Linked DNA regions of Homo sapiens: region 2 is linked to region 1. Evidence: read pairs that join two places in POLR2A ChIA-PET (ENCODE). Cell type or tissue: MCF 10A. All regions are shown on one strand. Links, peaks and the distances in the headings refer to the core of each region. The heading gives the core; the rest is flanking DNA.

Region 1 (5,386 bases), core at 330-5,329:
TCCCACATATCGGTGAGAACATAGGACATTTGGTTTTCCATTCCTGAGTTACTTCACTTAGAATAATAGTCTCCAATCTCATCCAGGTCACTGCAAATGCTGTTAATTCATTCCTTTTTATGGCTGAGTAGTATTCCATCATATATATGGATATATATGGATGAGATTGGAGACTATTATTCCAAGTGAAGTAACTCAGGAATGGAAAACCAAATGTCCTATATTCTCACTGATACATGGGAGCTAAGCTATGAGGACACAAAGGCATAAGAATGATACAATGGGCTTTGAGGACTTGTGGGGAAGAGTGAGAGGGAGCAAGGGATAAAAGACTACAAATATGGTGCAGTGTATACTGCTTGGGTGATGGGTACACCAAAATATATATATATATGATGGATATATATATATATATGATGGATATATATATATATATGATGGATATATATATATATATATGATGGATATATATATATGATGGATATATATATGATGGATATATATATGATGGATATATATATGATGGATATATATATATGATGGATATATATATATGATGGATATATATATGTGTGTGTGTGTATATGACGGATATATATGTGTATATATATGATGGATTATATATATGTATATACATGTTGGAGATATATATATGGAGATATATATATATATACACATACACACATATATATGGATATATATATACACACATATATATATATATGGATATATGGAATAAACCATAGCCATGGGCTATTATACATTTTCCCCTCCAAAATTAAGGTATCAAGTTAATCCCCAATGTGGCAGTATCGAGAGGTGGGGCCTTTTAAGAGGTGATCAGATCATGAGAGCTCTGCCCTCACGAAAGGGTTAATCCATTCATGGGTTAATGGGTTATCACAGGAGTGGGACTGGTGGCTTAGTAAGAAGAGGAAGAGCGACCTGAGCTAGCATGTGAGCACCCACAGCCCCCCACCAAGTAAGTGCCCCTCACCAGGTGGTGCCCTTTGCTGCCTCAGGACCTGAGTCCCTGCCAGCAAGAAGGCTCTCACCAGAGGTACCCCCTTGACCTTGGACTTCCCAGCCTCCAGCCCCGTAAGAAACAAATTTCATTTCTTACAAATTACCCCTTTCAGATATTCTATTCTAAGGAATAGAAAATGGACTCATATGTCCACCAAATAAATAACCAATGTATGGAAAATTATACATCCATTAAGATGGATTCTAATGACATGGGGATGTAGTCATGCATTTACTTAATGTATTTTCCCCGAGCAACCCTCCATGTATGAGGAAAAAAAGCACAGTGGCTTTGGGAGTCAGAGGGCTTCCTGGGGCTGATTAGGAGGGAGCGGCTCACTGCTACATGGCTGGAACACACAGGACAGATGGAGGGAATGCAAATAAGAAGGCTTGCATTTCCTCCACACAAAAGTGATTTTTAAAAGGCAGCAAATTTAGAAAATCTGAAAAAGAAAAAAAAAATGATTAGGAGGAAACCTCATCACCTCCCCAACCAGCAAGAATCCCCAGAGATAATGTGTGTGGAAGAAGGAGGTGCTGGCAGTGGGGCCAGACTTCCCACCCGAGTGGGATGGGTTTGAGCCCTTTCTATGCATATGTCACAGGCCTGGTGCTTTCATCAGGACGGAGGGCTGGGGACACCCGGACACACACACTCGAGGGAAATTTACCAGCATGTCAGCACTGGCTGTCTGAGTTAATTACAGTTGCATTTTTTTTCTTTATATCTTGTGTGTTCTAAATTATCTCTAATGAGATGTTTCTACCACACCAGGGAGAAAAAAGCAATGACAGGGACTGTAAAATAAAATTTAAATACCAGACCCTACAAACATGGAATGTGCAAAGGGCTGCAACTCCCTGCCTTCCCTCCCTTCACTTGCTCCCTGCTCCCCTTCCCAGGCAGCTCCTGGAAGGAGTGGTCAGCCCAGCCCTCCATTTCCTCTTGCCCACGCAGTCACATCTCTGCAATCTAGCTTGCGCTTCGCACCCCCACCCCCAGATCAACTGTGACCTCATTGTCAAATCCAAGGGACATGTTTTTATCCTTATCCTGCGTGGCTGTCCATCATCTGACCCTGTGGGCTACTCTCTTCCGGGTCTCTCCCTGCTGCCTTTTCTGTCTGCCTTGTGGGTTTCCTACTTGCACCTCCTCCGTGTTCCCCAGGACACCATCAGGGCCCCCTGTACACCTTAATCTACACACACTTCCTCTTCTAAATTAATGGTTTCAAATAGCAATGCCACACTAATGACTCCCAAGCCCATGGTTAGCGCTGCCCTCCCTGAACTCTTGCTCCACGTGTCTAACCACCTGCTGGGCATCTCCAGCAGGAGATAAGCTGAAGCTTGAGACATAAGCTGAAACCTGAAGGATGGCTGGGTTTTGAAACTAAGAAGTTGGGGTGGGGTGGGAGTGCTCCAGGCAGGAGAAATGACACGTGCACATGTTCAGTGGGGAGAAGGCTCACGCACATTGCCTTCCAGGGACTCAATCCAGCAGGAGCTCACTAAGTTCAAGATCAAACATTACCATTCCCCAATAGGAATTCATCCTCCCCTGTTCTCTAGGTGTAGGTGCTATTAACTAGTCACCCAAGCCAGAAATGAGAAGTCCAGTTACCCACTCGTTCATGTATTCATTTGCTATTCCTTAGGCACATGCAGACAAGATGCACACATTGCTCACAGCCCTGCCCTCACAATGCGGAATCCACTGAGGTAGGGAGGCTGTCTGCTGGTGGTGGTGTGAGGTCATGAGCTGGCAGCCGGGTCAACAGGCAGTCACATCTCAGTGTGGAGGTGCTGGGACGGAGGAAGTGCTGGGGCTGTGGAAACACTCAGGAGGGAATCAGGAAAGACTTCCTGAGGTGGCGACATAAGCTGAAACCTGAAGGATGGCTGGGTTTTCAAAGTAAGAAGTTGGGGTGGGGTGGGAGCTTTCCAGGCAGGAGAAATGACACATGCACATGGTTTAGCAGGGAGAGGGCTCATGCACAATGCATTCCAGGGACTGAGTCAGTATGGCAGATGCCCAGATTGTAGACAGGGTGAGGGTGTGTGTGCCTGAGAGAGACGAGACAGAGAGACCAAGAGACAGAGTGACAGAGGTGTTTAGGAGCTGAGCTCTCAGGGACCTGGTTAAAGAAAATGGATTTTGCTCAGAGGAACATGGAGTCACTGCAGTGTCTTAAGCCAGAGAGTTCTTTCAGCATCTATTCAATAAATGTGTACACTTTAAAAAGAGCCCTCAAATTTCACTGTGAGAATGTGTTTGTAAAGGCCAAGCCTGCAGGCAGAAAGGTTGAGCAGGAGGCCCAGGTGACTAGCCTCACCAGGGCAATGGACGAGAGGTAAGACAGGTTCAGGAGAGTTTGCAGAGCCAGTCCTACTAACAGAACTTGCTCAATGTCTGAATGTCTGTGCAGGAGGAAGATGAAGGACTGAAGGAAGGTTTCCAGCCAATGACAGGTGCACATGGGTGGATGATGGCACCGTGCAGGGTGAGGGAAGCTGCAGGAAGGTCAGTGTTGGGGCAGGAAGTAGGTAGAGCAAGTTGAGTCTGGGGTGTCTGTGTCATAACTGGGTAAAACTGCACAGGGGACACAGCTGGAGACACAGGCCTGGGACCTGGGAGATCTGGGCTAGAGATAAAGGTTTGGTAGGCACTGTTATCCGATGATAACTGAAGCCATGGGAGCAGACATGGTTGTTTCAGAAGAGTCTAAACAAAGCAAACTGCCTAGAACAGAGCCCTGCAGAACATCAACTTTTGTGGTTAAGAGCAGACTCCCTCCTGCTTACTTCCATGGCAAACTCTCCACCACGCCCTAGACTGCCCTCAGTACCTGGAGTCCCGAGCCCCCACCTCCAACCCCAGTGCCTTCACCTTGTCCAGGTTCCTGTCCCTTCTCAATGGGATTCCTACTACCTTCTCAGGGGTCTTTCTCTTCCAGTCAGGCTCTCCTCTCCAATCTACCTCCTCCGCTGCCACTGAAATGACCTTACCAAAATGTCATCGTGAGAAATCAGTCATTAACATTCCTCAAAAGTTCCCTATGTCCATTTTAGGAAAATCCAGACTCCTTACCTGGATAAAAAGGGCCCTTGGGGATTAGAATCCTCCTTTTCTCGCCAAATATTGCCAAGTGTACTGCAGCCACATGAAAGCTGTACTTCCCAGACGTGTGATGCTTGTGTGTGCCACCATGCCTTCTCATGGACTGTTTTCTTGAAACCCAGAATGCCGCCCGCCTCCACCCTATCTTTGATCTAAATAACCCTGACTTCTTGGAAGCTCAGTTCACGTGCTATTTCCCCTGAGGCCTTTTCTGCTCAGTAATATGATTTAGATGCCTTTTCCCGGTGTTCCTGCATCATCTTATTTATGCTCCCATTATGGCTCTCAACACTTTGTATCCCTGCAACTCATTACTGATTTGTGTTTCCTTCACCAAACTGCATATACAAAATCTCACTCAACTTGCTGTTCTTGGTAATTGAATGCAGTAGGCACTCAATAAATATGTGCTGAATGAACAGATAATTACTAACATTTACGGAGCACTTTCAACTAAATGCTCACTCATGGAATCCTCCTAACACTGAGCTAAGCAGGCATCCATAACGCTCTCTGTTTCATAGATAAGGACACTGAGGCGCGGGTGCCCAGGATAACACCCGGAGTGGGGCTGGGGCATGAAGGTGATCTGCCTCTAGAACCTGCACTCCTAACCACAGCAGGCTTCCTCTGGTAACTCCTTTCTCTGAACCCAAAGGACATTTTACATAGATTTTGTCTAGCCTTTAACAACAAAAACTCCTCTTCTACATCGGAAAGCGCCATGAGAATGGAAATTGCCTTAGGCATCTTTACATTCCTTGCAACAACTGATAACGATGCTCTTCACATAACGCATGTTCAATAAATATCTGGGTAATTACAGTTGGGTTTTAGCATATTTCTAGATGACACTATTTGGGGAATTATTGCCACAAACTGTGTGAGGTTAAGTTTCTCAGTTGAGTTTCACGTCTTTCAAGATGGTATTACTTTAGCCATTTTACAAATGGGAAATGTGGGCTTAGGAGGGCTATGCAACTTGTTCAAGGTCATGAGGCTGTGAAGAGCTGGCTCACTGCCTACTTAAAGTGTGTATGCTTAGCTCAACATACAAAGGAGAAGGCATGGCCCGGCACAGTGGCTCACACCTGTAATCCCAGCGCTTTGGGAGGCTGAGGCTGAAGGATCACTTGAGGCCAGGAGTTTGAGACCCATCTGGGCAACACAGCGAGACCGCATCTCTACAAAAAATTTGAAAATTAGCCAGGCATCATGGCATGTCTGTAGTTCCAG
Region 2 (5,386 bases), core at 77-5,076, 280 kb after region 1:
GGAGGAGTGGGATGGACTCAAACGGACAGAGGCTAGTGGAAAAGCAGAGCCTCTGGGAGAACTAGAGAGGGGAGAGATAACTTTGTTTTAGCACAGACTTCGATAAACAGTTACTATGAAAGAAACCACACTAACCATGAATGAAATGTCAAAGGAATGAACAAAGCAAGAAATCTGTGCAAGAGTTGACATGAACAAAGCCACGTGTGTTGCAGGTGAGCAGACGCCAGTCCAGTAATAATGGGCTCTGAAAATGCCATCCAAAGAGAACACATGCCAAAGGGACCAAATTTCTTTTCCTTCCTTCCCTCCTTCCTTCCCTTTCTTTCTTTCTCTCTCTTTCTTTCTCTTTCTTTCTTTCTTTCTTTCTTTCTTTCTTTCTTTCCTTTCTTTCTTTCCTTCCTTCCTTCTTTCTTTCTTTCCTTCTTTCCTTCTTTTTTCTTTCCTTCTTTCTTTCTTTCCTTCTGTCTGTCTTTCTTTCTTTCCTTCTTTCCTTCTTTTTTCTTTCCTTCTTTCTTTCTTTCCTTCTGTCTTTCTTTCTTTCTTTCCTTCTTTCTTTCTTTCGAGACGGACTCTTGCTCTGTTGCCCAGGCTGGAGTGCAGTGGCAAGATCTTGGCTCACTGCAACCTCCGCCTCCCTGGTTCAAGAGATTCTCCTGCCTCAGCCTCCTGAGTAGCTGGGATTACAGGCACCCGCCAGGACTCCTGGCTAATTTTTGTATTTTTAGTAGAGATGGGGTTTCACCATGTTGGTCAGGCTGGTCTTGAACTCCTGACCTCAGATGATCTGCCCCCACTTGGCCTTGCAAAGTGCTGGGATTACAGGCGTAAGCCACCGCGGCAGGCCAGTTTTTTCTTAATTTCAGTTTCTGTCTCTATGAAAAGCTTGCAATTTTTATACTGTTACAGAGGAAAGAATCGACTTGCATATGTAAATCACATCTATAAAATATAACTGATTTAATGTATTTTTTCTCCAAAATACTAGAATTTAATACCATTATTTCTCTGTGTTTGGAATTGTAAGCTCATAAATACATGTACTCCTAAATGATATAAAAGGCAGATACTATTCCAAATAATTAGGGAGTATCTTGATTTTAAAAATACATGGGATTACTCATTTTAGAGGTTTAGTAAGTGATACAGTTTTATAAAATCTTTTTTTGGTGCTATGGCCTGCAGGATTGAAAAACAACAGCAACAGCATCCTATGAATATTTGAAAATGGAACAATATTCTAAGCATCTTATAACAATTAAAGAAGGAACGAGGTAAATTCACTGTTGCATGGATTATTTTAGAAATTACAGCATCAATCTATTACAGATTTTGAATGGAACTATAATCCACTCATATGCCAGACATTCTGCCCTTGAAATCTTGTCATCCAGAGATTGACAGCTAGACAATTAATATAGCCACTTGGGTTGGTCAGAGGGCCATGTCAAGCATGGACAATTCCAAGTGTCTGCCCGATAAAAAGAGACCCTGTGCCCTCAGCATTGACCCTTTTAAAACAAGCTTGGTAGGGCCAGGGATCAATAATATTTAAAGCTATCAAGTTTTAGATAAGACCATTGAAGCCAGAAACATTAGCTGTGCAGGTGGAAAGAAGTAGCCTCTGGCATCATCCTTACAAAAAAACTCAGAATACACTTGGCCATGGGTATCCATGGGTTCCATATCTGTGCATTCAACCAGCTCTGGATCAAAAATATTTGAAAAAAATTGCACCTGTGCTGAACATGTATAGACTTCTTTTTCTTGTCATTTGTTCCCTAAAAAATACAGTACAGCAACAGTTTACATAGTATTTACATTATATTAGATATAAGTAATCTAGAGATGATTTAAAGTATTTGGGGAGATGTGTGTAAGTCATATTCAAATATGATGCTGTTTTCTATCAGGGACTTGAGCATCCTTGGATTTTGGTGGCCCAGGGAAGTCCTAGAACCCATCCTCCATGGATACTGAGGGATGACTATATATCTGAAGAACTTCAATTTTTCAGCATTCTCTTTTCATGAGGTCTTTTTAACGAGTCCCAAGGAAAGGCCAGTTACAGTTTGAAACTATCTCCAAAATCATGTCATCAACTGTGGGACACAGGAATGAGGAGGAAGAGGGATTCCTGACAGGTGGCCTTCTGCTCAGTGATGATTCAGAGATTAATTTTATGATCTTCTCGTTGACATCAATTAATGGAACAGCTGGCTGAGGGCTTCTGTTTTTCTTTACTGGGTTATCGCCTGACCCAAGAAAGCCAACACCAAATTCTTAGGGACAGAGGAAGAACTCAGCGTGTGTGTGTGTGTGTGTGTGTGTGTGTGTGTGTGTGTGTGTGTGTTTGCAAAAAATATGCATGTCCAAGAGGTCCATTGGCCCACTGGAGACACCAGCAGGAGTGTAGGAGTGTGACTGCTGTCTGTTGGGTGCCGTGTTCTTGATAGTTCTAACATGTTACTCAATTCCTGGTTGTCTCTTTGGGAATATAGGAAAGTCTAGATCTCTTCATTATATTATATATTAATATGCATCACTAACTTAGGAGCTTTGAAGCCAAAAAGACCAACCAGACATAGATCCTGCTCTTGAGTTTACAGAATAAAGCAGTGTTTCTCAACATTGATTACCCATTGAAATCACACAGGGAGTTTCAAACAATGCTGCTGCCAGTTTCACCCACTGAGATCCTGAATGAAATTGGTCCAGGATGTGGCCTGAGGCATTGAGATTTGAAACTTCTTGGGTGATTCTAATGTGCATCCAAAGTTGAGAACAATTGCAGTAAAGGAAAGACAAAGTCCCCAGAAGTCTGTAAGCTAAAGAGTAGTAATGGCTGGGCATGGTGGCTCATGCCTGTAATCCCAGCACTTTGGGAGGCTGAGACAGGAGGATCTCTTGATGCCAGAAGTTTGAGATCAGCTTGGGTGACATAGTGAGACCCCATCTGTGTTTAAAAAAAGAAGAAGATGAAGATGAAGACGAAGACGAAGATGAAGAAGAAGAGGAAGAGGAGGAGGAAGAGGAAGAAGAAGAAGAAGAGGAAGAAGAAGAAGAAGAAGGCTGGATGCAGTGGCTCATGCCTGTAATCCCAGCACTTTGGGAGGCTGAGGCAGGAGGATCACCTTAAGTCAGGAGTTCGAGACGAGGCTGACCAACATGGTAAAACCCCATCTCTACTAAAAATACAAAAATGACTGGGGTATGGTGGCATGTGCCTAAAATCCCAGCTACACGGGAGGCTGAGGCATGAGAATCGCTCAAACCCAGGAGGTGGAGGTCGCGCCACTGCACTCCAGCCTGGGCATCAGAGTGAGATTCTGTCTCAAAAAAAAAAAAAAAGAAAAAAAAAAGGGTAATAACAATTATCAGTCTCTAGGAGTGATAATACGACTATATAAATAGTGGAAGTATAACCTATAAGCATTGTGGAACTGTAATACAATTATACAATTTGAAGTTGCTGTTCTCTCTTGCATGCATATGCATGTATGTATGTATACATATATACACACATATATTACATAAGTAATACATTCTTCTAGTAATAGATCCAATGATATACAAATGTTTCTGTTCCCACAGACTGCTCAATGTGCAATTCTCCAGTCCCCTTTCTATGCATTTTAAGCACATTTATATATATATATATATATATACACATACATATATATATATCTAGTCACATATCAACAAAACTGAGATCAGGTTATCTAATCTGACTTTTAAAAATGTTGGCTGGGCGCGGTGGCTCACGCCTGTAATCCCAGCACTTTGGGAGTGGGAGGTGGAGGCAGGCATATCACAAAGTCAGGAGATGGAGATCATCCTGGCTAACATGGTGAAACCCCGTCTCTACTAAAAACACAAAAACAAAATTAGCCGGGCGTGGTGGTGGGTGCCTGTAGTCCCAGCTACTTGGGAGGCTGAGGCAGGAGAATGGCGTAAACCCGGGAGGCGGAGCTTGCAGTGAGCCAAGATTGCACCACTGCACTCCAGCCTGGGCGACAGAGCAAGACTCTGTGTCCAAAAAAAAAAAAAAAATGTTTAACAACTTTCACATCCACACTTTTTAATGGCTATTTAGTGTCATTGGCTCTTTGGTATACTTATACTCTGCTTTACTAAGCCACTCTCCAATAGCTTAGTAAACTTAGCTGTTTCTAGTTACTTGTGTTTCAACTGCTATAAAAACTCTTTATAGCAGCAACAAAACAACACAAATAGTTAAACAAGTAACTCTAAAACAAGAACTCAGAATTTTCTTAAGATTTAGGGGCCGAGTGAAATGGCTCACACCTGTAATCTCAGCACTTTGGGAGGCCAAGGTGGGAGGATTCCTTGAGGCCAGGAGTTCGAGACTAGCCTGGCCAACATGGCAAGACACTGTCTCTACAAAAAATTTAAAAAAATATTAACCAGGCATAGTGGCATGCACCTTTGGTCCCAGCTACTGGGGAGGCTGAGGCAAGAGGATCACCCGAGCCCACAAGGCAGAGGTTGCAGTGAGCCATGACCGTGACACTGCACGTGCCTGGGTGACAGAGAGACCCTGTCTCAAAAAAAAAAAAAAAAAAGTGAACAACTTAGTCTCTGATTGAAACCCAGAAACCTTTCATTTTTAATCCTGGAACCACTTCTGGCTTAATCAAATGCTCAGGCATTTGGGCAAAAAAAAAAAAAAAAAATGGGAGAAGTGTTGCTCTGGAAAACAAGTATGGTTTCTAGTGGAAACTCTGAAAGGAACACAAGCGTGGACTTTTTTGAGTAGGAGGAAAAGAATAAGAAGCAATGCATTCATCTGAAAAGAAAAGAAACCAGAAAGGGCGAGGTAGTAAGGAGACACTTCAACAATAGAATCCAGATTTCCTATTTTATTTCATTTTGAGAAGAGGGTGATTACGCATATACAAGTAAATCACTTGAGATGACTAAGCTGAAGGTGGGGTAGGAGGCGACAATTGTCTCTCCACCGTCACTGGCATGAGCAAGTGAAGTTTAAGTGGGAATAAAATCAGGAGATGCAATTTCATGAAATCACCAGTGCTATTGTGGAAAGCGGCAGCTGCCTCTGAGGACGCCTTGCCTGGCAGTGAAATCAGCAGGTAGATTTTCCAGGCCGGAATGCAATTGTTTAAGCAGTATATTAGATGTCTATTTCATCTGAAATAATAATCATCCGGTGCCCTGTTACGCACCATAGCAGCTGCTTCTCTCCTGGCATGGATGGGATTGGTGTAGAACCTGATGTGATGCTGACTTACCCCAGAGTTAACAGCAGATACTCACAGCAGATGTTATGATTCAACAGGTCAAGAGGCAAGCTCTCTGATGCTTGAGCCTGGATTATCGCCCCGAGACTTGCTGGTCAGAGTTT

Evidence for each region. ChIA-PET counts read pairs that join two places held together with the same protein. Peaks named below come from ENCODE experiments on the same cell type or tissue, not always from the same donor. Only the 100,000 strongest peaks of a DNase experiment are listed, where the experiment ranks them.
Region 2: POLR2A ChIA-PET joins it to region 1 with 5 read pairs; 4 of 35 experiments call an interaction of 5 or more read pairs at or near these places.

What each region holds. Positions count from the first base shown.
Region 1 is chr13:27,051,376-27,056,761 of GRCh38, forward strand. It overlaps LOC105370124 (a long non-coding RNA gene), which reads right to left. Exons shown (of 2, transcript XR_941767.3): 1 at 4,121-5,386. Among named protein-coding and RNA genes, the nearest start is that of USP12-AS1, 71 kb to the right of the region's middle. In MCF 10A, for the core only: no CTCF peak of the experiment used is centred there; a DNase peak (open chromatin) is centred at 3,026.
Region 2 is chr13:27,329,980-27,335,365 of GRCh38, forward strand. No RefSeq gene overlaps it. Among named protein-coding and RNA genes, the nearest start is that of RASL11A, 62 kb to the left of the region's middle. RefSeq lists an enhancer at 5,075-5,386. In MCF 10A, for the core only: no CTCF peak of the experiment used is centred there; no DNase peak of the experiment used is centred there.